Regions from separate parts of the Homo sapiens genome. Here region 2 is linked to region 1. Evidence: chromatin loops called from intact Hi-C (ENCODE). Cell type or tissue: endothelial cell of umbilical vein. All regions are shown on one strand. Each heading gives the region's core, and the rest is flanking DNA. Links, peaks and the distances in the headings are about the cores only.

Region 1 (8,343 bases), core at 98-8,097:
GAATAGTATTAAATGTTTTAGAAAAATATTTTTCTTCTTTACGTGGACCATATTGAATGTAAAATATGAATTTGCTCTTTCTGTCACAGCATAAATTCTACCTCAAGAATTGTACCAGATGTCACAACCAAGTTGAGGATTATTCATCAAGAATCCTATACTTGGGGATCCTGTAGACTTTTGTAAATATAAAAATTCAAGTTTTTAAAATTCTAAAATAGTAGTTGTTGATAGAGAAAACATTTCCATTTTTGTATGCTTATATGCTATACCTCTTCTTTTGATCTGGTCTTGAAGAAGTCTCTTTCAAACACTCCTTTCCGGGCAAAAATGGTAGGATATAGTAGTGAATATGCACTACCTTCTTCACCATAATTAGTTCTGTCACTGATGCGACGAATTCGGGGAGCAGGAATGTCAGATCGAATGGTTGGAACACCACAAATGGGGTAACCTAGGTCATTGATGAGGGAAGAAAACAGACATTCTAAAACAAAGCTGTGTAACACAGTAGCCACCAGTCACATGTGCATACTGAGCACTTAAAATGTAGCTAGGAAGAATTTTGGTGTATTCCAAATGTAAAATTCAAACATTTTAGTAAAAAAAGGAAAATATTTAATAATTGTTATATTGATTAGTTATTGAAATGATAATATTTTGAATATATATCGTATTAAAATTAATTTCACCTGTTTCTTTTTTTAACATGACTTTTTTTTCTTTTTCTTTTTCTTTTTTGAGACAGGGTCTCACTCTGTCACCCAGGCTAGAATGCAGTGGCATGATCACAGCTCACTGCAGCCTTGAACTCCTGGACTCAAGTGATCCTCCCACCTCAGCCTCCCAGGTTGCTGAGACTACAGGCGTTTGCCATCATGCCCAGCTAATTTTTGTATTTTTTGCAGAGACAGGGTCTCACTATGTTGCCCAGGCTGGTCTTGAACTCCTCACCTCAATTGATCCTCCCACCTTGGCCTCCCAAGATTCTGGGATTATGGGCATGAGCCACCATGCCCAGCCTGGTTTTCTTTAATGCTAAAAAGTTTGTAAATACATAGATGACTTCAATTTTATTTCTATTGGACAACACAGTCTAACGAGAGTAACAAGATTTCATTACTCTAGAATGTATAGCATGTCTATAAAAATCCAGTTGAGAAAAATATGTAAATCCTCAATCATGTCCTTATTCCAAGGATGTGATCTTGATCAACATAAAATAGTTTTTCTATATCACCAATATTCATCATGCTTCATATTGATATATGGATGTTATAGGTTGAATTGTCTCCTCCCAAAATTTAGATGGTGAAGTCCTAACCTCCACTAACTCAGAGTGTGACCCTATTTGGAAATAAGGTCTTTTCAGGTATAATTAATTAAGATAAGGTCATACTGGAGTATGGTGGGCCCCTAACCTAATATGGCTAGAGTTCTTGTAAAATGGAGAAATTTGGACACAGACATGAAAATGGGGAGAACACCACGTGAAGATGAAGGCAGAGATCAGGGTGATGCTGAAGAAGCCAAGTGGTGCCAAAGACTGCCAGCAAATCATCAGAAACTAGGGAAGAGGCATGGACAGATTCTCCTTTACAATCCACCAGAGGAACCAATCCTGCTGACACCTTGCACGTCAAGCCTCCAGAACTGTGAGACAATAAAATTCTATTAAGACACCAGTTTGTGGTACTTTGATACAGCAGCCCCAGCAAACTAACACATGGGGAATGAATATGCAGAGAAATGTTATGTAAAAGCTCTTTAAATATTTGAAGGCAGATATGTATGGAGCTAAGAATCATATGGTTTTAAAATCGTCTAATATTAATACTTGGTGGAGTCTGAATTACTACAATGTATAACATTCAATGTTCTGATCTATAATGGTTTCCATTTCATTAATATATAAAGAATCATTTTACTTTGGTCATCATTGGCAATTCCGTTCAATCAACATTTATATGTGGGCCTCTCCTCCCCAGGTGGTTAGAATATGAATTAAATGCAAGGTACAAAGCTTTGGGAAACTTAATCTAACGGAGAAAGGCAGGGGACAATGCAAGGACAGACAGAGGACAGTTTGTTGATGCTTTTAAAACTTGACAAATAAGTGACATACAAGTAGAAGGAATGGCTCCTACAATTGCATTGATCTCAGAAGAAGTTGTCTTATAGTAGTTGGAAACTTTATCACTTGGTCTCAGAAGTGTCCGGAGAGTCTTTTCTGTGCTTCCTGCTTCTTTTAAGACAATATCTTCTGGCTTTATGAGGAGAGTTTGTTCAGGTTCTTCAACATTAGCCTCAGTAGGGTTTACACAATCTGGTTTTCTACCTTTAAGGAAAATAAATGAAAGAAAAAATGCAGGAATACATTACTACTTAGTGCTTGCTGCTCTGTAACAGGATAAGTTTTCCCATCTAGTCTCTTCTTGCTAATGGAAACAGCTGGCATGACCCCTCCACTGACCCAACACCCAACTGTGGAAGAGTAAGTTCAGGCCAATGTCATATGCCAGGAAATCTGAACATGGCCTAATGTTTTCTTCTGCTACTCCACTCACTTTATTCTAGAATAAAGCTTTGAAATATGAGAGACCAAATGTAAACACAGAATCCATTCATTTCTTTTCTTAAAAAAAAAAAAAAAAAATAGAGCGGCCAGGCACGGTGGCTCACGCCTGTAATCCCAGCACTTTGGGAGGCTGAGGTGGACAGATCACCTGAGGTCAGGAGTTCGAGACCAGCCTGGCCAACATGATGAAACCCCGTCTCTATTAAAAATATAAAAGTTAGTCAGGCATGGTGGCAGGCGCCTGTAACCCCAGCTACTCAGGAGGCTGAGACAGGAGAATCACTTGAATCAGGGAGGCAATGGTTGCAGTGAGCCGAGATCGCGCCATTGCACTCCAGCCTGGAGGAAAACAGTGAGACTTCGTCTCAAAAAAAAAAAAAAAGCGTATTTTAATATTTAACTTGAACTACAGAGTTTTTCCTAGCACTATGCACTAGGGAGAAATAAGACAAGACATGCTTGTAGTGGAAAATTCCACATCTACTTGACTGGGGGGAGCATGCACTACAACATCAAGAGAGATGATAAGAACTCACTGTGAGCTCAAGAACTGTTTCTACAACTAACTCCTGACAAGTCAGTGTACAAAAGAAAACCCTGAGATAGAACTGAAGTTGTAAGACTGTCCTCTTTTGCAGATTGCTTTGCTGAGCCAATTCTGAAATTTAGGAATAAATTCCTGCAATCTTTTTCAGATCTGGTTACTACATATATACCACTAGAGAGCGCTGTGGTGTTCCCATCTTTAGAAAAATTCTAAAGGTTCTGGGGGAGCCCAAGTAAGGGTTGCAAAGGCAAGTGACCTGCTGGTATTAGAGAAGGGTGGATACCGTGGCAAACTAGAAAAGACTTACGTCTCTGAAGAACGCATTCCTCCCCGCAACCCCACCTCTCCCCACACTCAGTTCCTGCCAATTGCTGCTCTGAAAATTCTCAGGCCCACTGTTCCAGATCCTCTAACCCTCCACCTCACCAAAAGTAGAAATCTGGACAAAGTTTGAAAAAGAATTTCTCAAAAAATTGGAAGATTACTTACCCACTTTTCTCCAAAAGTCAACAGTAAGATAGAATTTGGTATCAGAAAAATTTTGGCAGAACATTCCTGGGCCCCCTCTAGACCTACTGACTACAAACTTGACAGTTTCTACCCTAAAATCATAGAAGATGAAAATCCTTAAAAACTCCATTTAAAATGGCTGAAGAAATCAGCATCCAAAAACCAGAAACAATTTGAAGAATTATCTGGTCTGAAATAAGCTTTTGCTTTCTACCACTACTTCATGAGTTGTGCCAAGAAGGAAGCTCTGTCACCCCTGTTTATGAAAGGGTTGGAGTAGAGCTGTTTTCTATAAAAAGCTTCATTAGGTAGGGAAGATTCTGATGCTTTCCTAGTGGATAGAATAGAAAGGCTAACCCATAAGGGCTCGCATCATCAAGAGAGACCAAAATTTGGTTTTGACTTCACAGAAAGGCATGACCCAAGAATAAAAGTGAAAATAGTAGTATCTCCACTTTTTAGAAGAGAGACATCCCGAGAGAAAATAAAAATGTAAATATCTTTTTAAAAAGCTGAACCTCTAATAATTAAGATACAAAAATTAAGGTAGGCTGGATGCAGTGGCTCATGCCTGTAATCCCAGCATATTGGGAGTCTGAGGAGGGAGGATCCCTCAAGCCAGGAGTTCACAACCAGCCTGGGCAACACAGCCACTCAAGAGGCTGAGGCAGGTGAATCACTTGAGCCCAGGAGTTCAAGGCTGCAATGAGCTATGATTGCACCACTGCACTCCAGCCTGGGCAAACAGAGTGAGACACTGTCTCAAAAAAAAAAAAAAAAAAAAAAAAAAAGCAAGGCAAATGAGGTATTATTATAAACCAACTAAAGTACAACAATGTAAGAATTTTTGTTTGAAATAACACTCAATGGTAGTGAGATTGGAGTAAAACCTCACAGACTTAGCTGATAAAATTGCAAATCAGTAAAATCATTTAGAAAAGCAAAATGAAAATAGAGTTACTTCTGAGACAATAATAACATTCATAAGAAATGAGAAATAAAAAGCTTTTTGAGATATGATCATTATAGCATTGTGCATATTACTTTTAAAATATCTAGAAACAGCCTAAATTTCATAGAGTGAAGAAATGGTTTAGTAAATCATAATATATCAGCATGAGGGAACTGAAATGTAGTTCATAGAAACCAAAAAAGCATTTCTTCATTCCTTAGAAATATGAAAGCTGGCTGGGCATGTTGGCTCTTGTCGGTCATCCTAGCACTTTGGGAGGCCAAGACAGGAGGATCACTTGAGGCCAGGAGTTCGAGACCAGCCTGGGCAACATGGTGAAACCCTGTCTCTGCTAAAAATACAAAAAATTAGCCAGGCATGGTGGCACACACCTGCCATAATCCCAGCTACTCTGGAGGCTGAGGCACGAGAATCACTTGAACCCGGCAGGTAGAGATTGCAGTGAGCCAAGATCACACCACTGCACTCCAGCCTGGGCAACAGAGCAAGACCCTATCAAAAAAAAAAAAAAAAAAAGGAAGAAGAGAAATGCGAAAGTTAAATTTTAAAAAGCCTTATATAGTATGTTCAGTGTTATTTTAGACATGCTTAAAATATATACATATACACATATGTATATATGTATATCTATATATGTAATGATACAGAAAGATAAAATGTAGGCCAGAGGTATCCAACCATTTGGCTTCCCTGGACCTCACTGGAAGAAGACTTATCTTGGGCCACACATAAAGTACACTAACACTAAGGACAGCTGATGAGCTTAAAAACAAAATGTCGCAAAAAAATCTCATAGCGTTTTAAGAAAGTTTACAAATTTGTGTTGGGCAGCATTCAAAGCTGTCTTGAACCAAGGGTTGGACAAGCTTGATGTAAACATTATAACATTTGAATCAAAAGTAAAGATTATGCTGTTTTTCCTTTTTATACAAAATTTTTAAAATCTAATTTTATGTCAAATTGTGTGTTTCCTGGGAAAGGGAATTAACTACTCAGATAATCGTTTTTAAACAGGTTTCTGAGAAACTGTCTTTTATATTTTGAGCTTCAGTGTAAGTTTTGTGCTTTTAATTTTTTTGAATAAATAATACATGGTTCCAAACTCAAAAGATACAAAAATATAGATTAAAAAGTGAATCTCATTGCCACCCTGTCCCTCAGCCATCCAACTGCCTCTTCCTGGAAATAATAAATATTATTGATTCTTTCCTACACTACTACAGATATTCCATGCATAAACAAGCAAATAAAAACCATGTATAAATGTATATTTTTATTTTTCATATAATATTAAAGTTGAATATAGCTGAGCTCTTAGAAAAATTAAAATACAGAAGTCCATTTAAGAATTCAGCAAATGGCTAAGCATGCTGGCTCACACCAATAATCCCAGCACTTTGGGAGGCCAAAGCAAGAGAATCCCTTGAACCCAGGAGTTCAAGGGCAAGTAGGACCAGCCTGGGCAACATAGTGAGACCTCGTCTGTATTAAAAATAATAATAATAAATTTTAAAATTTAAAAAAATAATAATTCATCAAACCTTCAAAAATTAAATACCTTTAATAATGACCCTCTCTTCATACTCTTTAAGAAGCATTTTGTCTTTCCAGTTAAGAAAATTTGCGAATTCCAGATAGTTAATGAAGCCATCATTATCCACATCACAGTAGTCAAATAGCTGGTCCAGGAGCTTGTCATCTAAACTCAAGTTGGCCTGGTCACAAGCTTCCTGCAGCTCGTCTTTATCTATCATCCCATCTCCCTTCTGTTATACAGGAAGCAAAAGAACATAAAATGGGAGTTGTCTTCAAGAGCAGAGTAGGCAACATTATTTAGTTTAAGAAAAAAGAAATAGCTTCATCACATAAATTCAAATTTGTCTCAATTTTCACAGAAGAGGAGTCAAATACGCTGGTTAGACCGTGGTAGAGCATTATTACCATGATATGGGCTTGACATTTCATATGACCAATAGGTGTGTACTTTTGACAGCTCTCTACAATTTTTATCCTTACAAAGTTTTTAATACCTTCTGTGTTTTAACCTGGCAATAAATGGCCCTTCATTTCATTGCCTGTTATTAAGGAGAAATTGGGGAGATAGTTGCAGGACAAGTTCACGGAGGTGGGTTCAAAGACAGTGGTCTGGTTTTCATAACACTCCTATGGGCAAGAGGGAAATGCTACCAATCTGATGGTCAGCCCCATTGAAACAAGTAACACTAAGATTCATCCTGGTAAGTAGGGGGAGGAGGGTGGAGGGAAAAAGTCTCACCTCCTTTCAGACAGCAGTTAAAGACAGAAGTACCTACACTGAGTATGAACAGAGGGAAATGTATAAGGGCTCTCAGCAGAAACTGGCTGATTCACTTGGGAGATGAAGGGGCAGAGCACACAATGTTCGTTAAGGAAGAATGTCAACAGCTGGGACATCTTAGCACTCAGTCCCTCCTGCAGTCTATCAAGCCAACCTTAAATCCATTCAGAGATGATGGCAAAGGTCCCAGTTTTCTTGTTTGTTTCTGCAGTGAATTCTTCCTGCTATAAGGGAGCTTTGGCCCCCTCAGAGAGACTTCCCTGAGAGGAAATAACTCCCAAGAGGAATCATAAATGAGTCACTGCGTAGTATTTAAGCTCTTACTGCCCAGGACTGGATTTACAATGCTGATGGAGGCAATCCCCTGGAGAACGAGAAACTGACTCGATGAATTATAAATTCTTGCAGTCAGACCCACAGCCCTGGAAAACTTCCCTACTTAACCCTTGTATTCAAACAGAATGAGAACTTAAAATATATGATCTTGACAATACAGCTGCAAATGCCCTGGATTAAAGCAGACTCCTTTATAAAAGTCTCTACTACAGGCCAGGCACGGTGGCTCATGCCTGTAATCCCAGCACTTTGGGAGCCTGACCAACACGGAGAAATCCCGTCTCTACTGAAAATACAAAATTAGCCAGCGTGGTGGCACATGCCTGTAATCCCAGCTACTCGGGAGGCTGAGGCAGGAGAATCGCTTGAATCCAGGAGGCCGAGGTTGCAGTGAGCCGAGACTGCGCCATTGCACTCCAGACTGGGCAACAAGAGTGAAATTCCATCTCAAAAACAAACAAAAGTCTCTACTACAACCAAAAATGCAAACCCACACTCATCCTAGCTGAAAAGCAATGCGGGATGTGGCTGTTGAATCAAGAGAGCCCCAAAACTGAAACAGATGCTGTCAACGATAAATTACCGCCTAATATGCAGGGCTTTGTGTGCACTGAAAACACTGGTGGTTTGTTTCATGGAGCTACCATGCCACCACCATGCCACTCAAAATCAAAGTAAATATTTCTTACTTACTAGTGCAAAGCCATTCTCTCCCTCTGCACCCTTAATCCCTCCCTCCCCCAAGCCCTGATCTCATCCGCTTTAGGGAGAAAGATGATTAGAAGTAGGACCAAGGGCTCCAGGTCTTCAAGAGGGATGCATCTGTTCAGTGGGGTGAGATTCTCACATTTTTATGGTTTGGATACAGTTCCCAAAGTCATCATCATAGTCAGTCCTGGGAGAGGATGGTAGGGAAGGATGTCCGAATTCAGTTAATGGGGTTTGGGCACAGTTTGCAGAGAAGAATTAAAGATAACCATGTATTATTGCTACGGCTTCCAAGCCTGAATATTTAATTGGTATTGATGCTTTCCATGTCTGTAGAGTGAATGTTCATATGTGACAGAGGGGATTATCCTGAT
Region 2 (8,283 bases), core at 284-8,283, 270 kb after region 1:
CAAAGGTCAGAAATGGTTGCAAGTTCTTACTTAAGAGGTAGTAATTAGGTTGATACTTTTTTCATCTGTTGAAATATAGGTTTACAATTCTTGACCATTCAGACATTTTTTCCTGGCAGAAAAAAGGTATCTGTGTAGGGGGTAGTGGAGGGTGGACAGGGAAGGTGGTGGCAGGGACTGAAATAGATGGTTCTGAGTCTTAAAGCTGCTGGTATTAAAGTGGTATTTACTTTCTCCTTTGGGTGTATCAGTGCTATCAATAAGTGATGATGAAGATTGACAGGATGAAAACAATGTTACTAATGTCTCAGGTAAAGAGCTGAAAATGAATTTAAAGAGACAAAAAGAGCAAATGAAAGATTTCCAGGTATACTCTGGAGGAAGAGCTTCAACAAAGTAAAAAAAAGATGCTATAAGGAAGTGAGGAAACAACCATAAGCATTATGAAAGGTCCTCTTTAATGTATTTATGTATATATTTATGTATTTATATATAAATATGTAAATTCATATATATATAAATACATAAATATACAAATATATATATTTATATATTTATTTATGGGAACATCTTTACTTGTGGAAAAAGGAAGCTAACAATGACAAAGCTAGAGATTTTCTTTGGGTTTATTAAAAAGCAGTATTATTTCAACAAAGCAGAGAAAAATTAAAAGTCAAGCTTCCTGCTCCCTCTTCTTATTGGGAAGTCCGACAACTTTCACAGGATCAGGAGTTGAAAAAGATGAGAAATGATACGTGTAATTTGTGTGTGTGTATTTATATACATGTATATACATTTATATACAGTTATGTACCACTTAACGATGGGGATACCTTCTGAGATGCAATGTTAGGTGATTTTGTTGGTGTGTGAGCATCCTAGAGTGTACTTACACAGTCCTGAAGCTCCATAGTATGGCCTATGGCTCTTAGGCTAGAAACCTGTATAGCATTTTACTGTACTGAATACTGTAGGCAACTGTAACACAATGGTAAGTATTTGTGTATCTAAACGTATCTAAACATAGAAAAGGTGCAGTAAAAATATGGTATTATAATCTTATGGGACCACCATAGTATACACAGGCTATTGTTGTCCAAAGATCTTCATTTGACATGACTCTGGGTATGTGTATTAAATTTTATGAGCTGAACCAAGGGTTACCAGTCTCAGTTTATCTAGGTTTGAAGTTCTTTAAAAGAAATCCTGGAGAACTTGGAGGCTAAGGACCTTCTGAAAATAATGCACATGTTTACATGTGTGCACTTTCTGCATATCAGTTCACTTGGTCCTTGGACCCTCCTGAAGTTCATTGGTGAACCCCAGTTTAAGAATCTTTGCTCTCACTAGCCTGGGCAACGTAGTGAGACCGTATCTCTATCAATCAAAAAAACAAACAGAAAACATTTAGCCGAGTGTGGTGGTGCACAGTGGTGGTCCCAGCTACTTGGGAAGTTGAGGGGTGGGAGGATTACCTTAGCCTAGGAGGTCAAGGCTATGTGAGCCTTGATTGTACCACTGCACTCCAGCTTGGGTAACAGCGAGACTGTCTCAAAAAAAAAAAAAAAAAAAAAAAAAATCTTTGCTCTGTCAACCTGCCATCTTCTGCTGTTAACAGATGGACATCTAGTTTCTACTTAAAAACATCTGTGAATGGGAAATTTGCATTTTTATGCAATAGTACTGCCCATCAGTGGGACAGGCAAAGCTTTATAAGAAAGCCCGTAGGTTGGGTTGAAGTCAGCTGTTTATGATCAAGCTCTAATTCAAGTTTCCCACAGAGTACTATTAAGTTAGTGTGCCAGCACTGTTCCTATCCCTCAACACACCCAAGCATACTTGTACAGTTGTAGCTATGTGCACAACTCAAGATCCTGTCTACATTTTTAGGCTGGGCACAGTCGCTCATGCCTGTAATCCCAGCACTTTGGGATGCCGAGGCAGGTGGATCACCTGAGGTCAGGAGTTTGAGACCAGCCTGACCAACATGATGAAACCCTGTCTCTACTGAAAATACAAAATTAGTCGGGCATGGTGGCGCATGCCTGTAATCCCAGCTACTTGGGAGGCTGAGGCAGGAGAATCACTTGAAACTGGGAGGTGGAGGTTGCAGTGAGCTGAGATTGCGTCATTGCACTCCAGCCTGGGCAACAAGAGCGAAACACCATCTCAAAACGAAAAACATTTTTAAAAATTGAGGTATAGTTAACATACAAGAAAATGCACCAGTCAGGCCAGGTGTGGTGGGTCATGCCTATAATCCCAGTACTTTGGGAGGCCAAGGCAGGAGGATCGCTTGAGCCCAGGAGTTTGAGACCAGCCTGGCCAAACATTGTGAGACCCTGTCTCTATTAAAAAGCATAGGTCTTAGGTGCTAAGTTTGATGACTTTTGGCAATTGTCTACACCAGTATAATCACGACCCTAAAGACAGGACATTCTTATCACCTAAGAAAAGTTCCCTCGTGCCCCTTTCAGGTCAATTCTCCTTCCCTGTCTCCAGAAAACCACTTCTGATTTTTGTCACCATAGATTCGTTTTGTGTTACTTGATTTCATATAAATGGGGTCACAGTTTGTACTTCCTGGGGTCTGGCTCATCCACATTGTAATATGTATCAGAAGTTCATTCCTTTTTATTGCTGAAGAGTATACTATTGTAATATTCCACGATTTGTTTATCTTCTCAAGTTTAGTGGACATTTGGGTAGTTTCTACGTTTGGGTCTTACAATAAGCCTGCTATAAACATTTTTTTTGTAGGTCTTTTTGTAAACATATGCTTTCATTTCTCTTATGTGAATACCAAATAGTGAAATTGTTAGGTCAAGAAGTAGATGTGGGCTTAATTTTATAGGACGTTCCCCCTACCCTTGTATTAACCTGTGAGGCATTTTTTATTCCAGTTCCAATATTTACTGTTACCTATTCCTTCTAAGATTTACATTTATAAATTACGAATTTGTCAATTATATGTTTTCTCATATTCATGTTATTGAAAAAAATATTGAACAGGATGAGGGAGAGGATGAAACTTTCCATTATGATGCTGGATACCAATTTGCAAGATGCTAAAGATCAAAATCACTCGAGTGTGATCATGCAGGTGTATGTGAACTCACCTAACAATCCCGATCCAGGCTACATTTCCCACCTTTTCTATAATACCAAGCTGGAATAAATTTTAATTACTCTCTGTTTTACTTATTACATGTATCTTCTTGCACAAATGCTACTTCCCAACACCCTTTATGATGAAACACCATATTTATTATCTTGAGTCTTTTCTCATCAGACACTTTTTTTTTTTTGACAGAGTCTCACTCTGTCGCCCAGACTGGAGTGCAGTGGCGCGATCTCGGCTCACTGCAAGCTCCACTTCCCGGGTCCACGCCATTCTCCTGCCTCAGCCTCCTGAGTATAGACACATGCTTTTCTGCTCAAAGCTATAGTGAGGATGTGTTTAATGTATGTGAAGATGGTCTCAAGTGAATGTAAAACACTATATAAAAATTTTAACTTAACACTATAAATTTAAAAAAGGCTTTTCACCTAAATCAGTATTGAAGTATTGTTAATATGACTATTGTTTTATTTGTACTGGTACTAAGTAGGTTTGAATGAGCAGAAATAATTTAGTGCAGATAGTCAATCTGTGGATGCTGCATAGATTCCCATAACCAAGTAATTTCCTCAGGAATCTACCACTTATCGAGCACTTAGTAAGTGTTAAGCACTCTTCTAAGCATTTGATATGTACTAACTCACTGAATCCTTACAACAATTTACTTATTGAGTACTTAGTAAGTGTTAAGCACTCTTCTAAGCATTTTATATGTACTAACTCATTGAATCCTTACAAAATTCAATGAAAATACTGAGATACAGAGAGGGAATTTTCCCAAAAAGGCAAATGCAGGGATTCTGGATCCAGAGTCAGTGTTCTTCAGTGCTATGCAATGCTACAGCTACATTTAAAGAATGATGGTCCTAGTTTGTTGCAGCATGAAGTATCTGGATATTGAGGCTACCAACCATAGTTCCTATTCCTTCACATTTCCCTGCAAATTCCTATTCCACATTTATTAAGCATCTCCTATGTTTAAAATGATAAAGATTTTATGCTAAGATTCTATTACTGGAAAAGAAAAGTCAATTGGAGAAGAAATGTCACATCAGTGAATTAAGAGATGAGAGATTAATTTCAGGTCAGGGTGAGAGTTGATGATGTGTTGTGGGATCAGGTTGGAAAGAGTCATGAAACACCCTGCTAAGGAGCCTGGCCTTCTGGGCCAGGGGCCTAGGCCCAAGGGCCTAGAACAATGGCCCAAGAGGGCTACTGAAACTTGGAGTGTGTGTAGTTACAAAATGATCAAAGTAGCAATTATATTTTCATGGAGAGGTCAGACATTGAATACTAATTACAGGTATCTTGAGTGCTATAATGAAAGGTAGAGCCTGCAGTGGTGGGACCAAGGGTGGCTTCAACAAAAATACAAATTAAATAAAAATCATACTTTTTAAGCAAATGTAGCTTTAATATACTTTTCCAGGGTACTCCCCTGGTTCCTTGTCCCAATATCTCCTCCATTAAAAAAATCACCACCCTAGGTCCCTGTTTATAGGGAAATTCTGGAGCTTTTACTAGTATAGTGCTATGAGATTATAAAAAGGAAGACAAAATCTGGTAAGCAGGAACTTAGAGAAAGCTTCTGAGAGGAAGTGGCTTTTTAAGCTGAAAGATTAGAATAGGCATTGACTAAGGCAAAATTTGGAAGAAGGCAGGCAGAGACAATACAGGCTAAGATCTCCAAAGAACTGAGAGAATTCAACATGACAAGAGTTGTAGAAGCAGAGGGGTGTAGTGTGAGATGGTGCAGGGCCATAACAGGCCATATTAAGAATAATGGATTTTATTTTAAGAGAAATAGGAAATGGATTTTATTTTAAGAGAAACAGGAAACAGCTGTTAAGCATAATCACATTTTGTGATTTAAAAAAAAATCATCTAGGAGATGGGATTGGAGAATTTCGCTTACACAATATCAAAGACTAAGATAACTTAAAAACTTTGACCCCTGAAAACACCTGGAAATGCTGGGTAAAATGCAATATATTTGAGGACACAGCTGAGCTTACAAGAAAGAAAAGGCAATCTCCAAGTGACACAACCAAAAGGAAACTTAAAAGAGGGGTTCAACACGTACTGATTCCTCGGTCACCCTGGGAAAGTTGCTATCTCTAATTAAAGGGCTTAGATTTTATTATGTATGTAGGCTGAGTGAAACAGACTGTCAACACCCCTCCATCTCTCCCCCAACACATAAAGCTAGAATCTATTAAAGGTCTGCATACATTAGTGAATGCATGGACTAAAAAAGTTTTCTAAGGATGTGAAGCCCGTGGACTTTACCTCAAGCAGATGTGGGTTTCAAGTTTACATTTCCTACAGTCTGGGAATCTCGAAACAAATTCTCGAACATAATATAAAATAAAAATTGCTTCTTTGGCAGGTGATACCTCCAGGGCTCCTGGTAAAAGCAAACACAAAATCAGTCTACAGAGATGTTTCTACAACCTAGTCCACAGATTTTATTCAGAAGGAAAAATAAGTTCCATGAAGGATGAGCTCACAATAAAAAATTAGAAAATATGTGAGCAAACAATCAAAAGTCAGCAGATACAACAAATATCAGAATTAGAGTGCTTATAATTGCTAAAAATAGAGAAAACATTAAGTGACAGGTTACATAGGCTATGATATAACCAAGGATAGAATGAGTGAACTGGAAGATAGAACTGACGAAATGATATGGAAAGAATGTAGCTAAAAAGATGGAAAATATGAAAAAGGAGTTAAGAGACACAGGTTATACACAATGTGAATTCCATCAGGGCAGAATATTGGTTTTGGTCACTGAGGCATCCCAAGGGCCTAGAACAAGATCTAGCACAGTTGTTCCTGAATATTATTAGTTAAATCAAAGCCCAACAATTACGAGATATTGCATAAGGAGAGAATGGGAAAAAGGCAATATTCAACAAGCCAATAATTTTTCATAATAAAAAGCATGAATATTTATAAGCATAGTGAATCCCAAGCAGGATAAATTATTGACTTCCACTTCTGCCTATAAAGTCCTCTACTATGGGACTTGTTCAGCCACTACAAGCAAAAAAGATGGAAAATATTAATCAACTGTTTTCAGAAATTGTGCAATAGCTAGTATAAGATTATAATTCCAGAGAGAAGGAAAATAAGCAGTGAGCCCCATGTTCTTCCTATATTTCTTCCCAACGTAGTTTCAGAATTGTGGGACAAGGAGTGAGAATCCAGAGTCCAGTAATATCATTGAGTTGAAGAGACAGACTGAAGTTTGGAGAGGCCGCAGATGTAGAATTTGCTAGCAGAGTAATAGACGGGAAAGAGCTATGCAGAGAAAGAGCTCCAGAATTCTGTCTCCTGAATGTTGACTGAATACTAATCCATGCATGTGTAGGATGAAACTTCATGTAACTATGGAAAGAACTACAGAGTGAAGAACAATTACAGGGAGTTGTGAGCCAAACAACACTCAAAAGTAATACTTTGAACAGGCTTGGGCAACCAGCAGCCAGAATGGATAGACCTTGTTGAATAAATGAGACATTCAGTGAAAACCCCAGATGCTTCACATCTTCGTACTGGGGGTAAACGAGCATAGAGTAAAAGCTCCCAAAGATCTGCCCCAAAAAACTTAAAAGCAAGCCTAATAAAGATCAAGCTGATCTCTAACAAACTTAATTGCCTGACAAAACGAAGTTAACTCTTTAAAAGAATACAAGAAGATATAGCTTATACAAATGTAAAATTCCCAATATACAGTATCCAATTTAAAAAGTTACAAGATATACAAGGCAGGAAAGTATAATAATCGACTAAAAGAAAAATAGGCCAATAAAAGTTGATCCAGAAATGACAGAGATAATGGAATCGGCAGATAGGGGTGTTAAAATAGTTATTCTGAACATTATAAATATGCTCTAGAATATAAAACATGAACACAATAAAGAGACAAATAAAATATATATATAAAATAAAGAACCAAATGGAATTTCTAGAGGTAAAAAAAAAAATACAATATCATGACAGAAAAAATACACTGGATAGGATTAATAGACGATTTAACAAAGCAGAAGAAACTATCCAAAATGAAGCCCAGAGGGAAGAAAAGACTAAAACTCACAAGAGAAATCAGAAAATACTTTAGACTAAATGACAACATATAAAAATCTGTAGGGTGCAGCTAATAGAGTGCTTAAAGGAAAACTTACAGCATTAAAAATACATTAAAATAAGAGAAGTCTTAATTCATAGTACCTTAAGAAGTTAGGAAAGGGCAAATTAAATCCAAAGTAGACGGAAGAATGTCAAAGAGTAGGAATCAATGAAATAGAGAATGAATAAAAAAGAGAGAAATCACTGAAACTAAAAACTGGTTCTTTGAAAGTCATAAACTTCTATTTAGACTGATCAAGAAGAAAGCACAAATAATCCCTTTTCCTGTTTGGAAAAAAAAAGCACAGCCTGTTGCCAGCACTCGTTTAATTTTACATAAACATGCTCTTTGAGGCTGAAGCAAACCTGACTGATTTTCAATGTGAAAATAAAATATAAAAACTTTTCTTGGAGTTAGTTCTAACAGAACTAACATTGGAATTGTCTGAATCATCAGAATCATCTATTTTGGAAAAACTGGGTTCATCAAATGAATCTTTGACCAACAACTGTTCAAGAATGATATTAACATCACACGTAGGATTGCTATATTTTCTAGGATTTGACATTTTCAGGTTTTGAGAATTACTACATTTTCTAAATGGAAATATAGTACTACTATAACAGAATGCTATAAATAGAATATCTTTTGTTTCCGAAGTCAATATACTAGAGTGTTGGAAAAATAATAAGAGCGAGATTATTTTGTGGCAAAGTTATCTTTGGGTAAACGCTGCAGCTGCAAGTGCTGCCAGTGAATATTCTTGGGGCAAACGGGAAAAAGGTTATCAATATCAGGAATGAAAAGAGAGGAGGATAACTACAGCTCTTACATGTAAGACAAAAAGTACAAGGGAATATTATGAATAACATGTCTAACAATTTGATAACTTAGATGAACAAAGTCCTTGTATAACACAAATTAGCAAAACTGTCTAAAGAAACAGAAAACTTAAAACATCTCTACATCAACTTTAAAAATGAATTCGTAATTTAAAACGTTTCTAAAAACAAAAGTCCTAGCACAA

What was found. Hi-C counts contacts between places; a loop is a spot of excess contacts. Peaks named below come from ENCODE experiments on the same cell type or tissue, not always from the same donor. Only the 100,000 strongest peaks of a DNase experiment are listed, where the experiment ranks them.
Region 2: a loop joins it to region 1, with 3 times the contacts of the local background. A loop is called at or near these places in 7 of 110 quality-filtered maps.

The regions. Positions count from the first base shown.
Region 1 is chr3:19,882,278-19,890,620 of GRCh38, forward strand. It overlaps EFHB (EF-hand domain family member B), which reads right to left. Exons shown (of 13, transcript NM_144715.4): 10 at 6,167-6,374; 11 at 2,126-2,338; 12 at 273-454. Among named protein-coding and RNA genes, the nearest start is that of EFHB, 48 kb to the right of the region's middle. RefSeq lists an enhancer at 4,781-4,950. In endothelial cell of umbilical vein, for the core only: a CTCF peak has its summit at 3,314 (motif pointing right); DNase peaks (open chromatin) are centred at 3,324 and 7,104; H3K27ac peaks cover 1,237 bases.
Region 2 is chr3:20,155,699-20,163,981 of GRCh38, forward strand. It overlaps a transcript of SGO1 not described here. Among named protein-coding and RNA genes, the nearest start is that of SGO1-AS1, 14 kb to the right of the region's middle. In endothelial cell of umbilical vein, for the core only: no CTCF peak of the experiment used is centred there; a DNase peak (open chromatin) is centred at 4,933.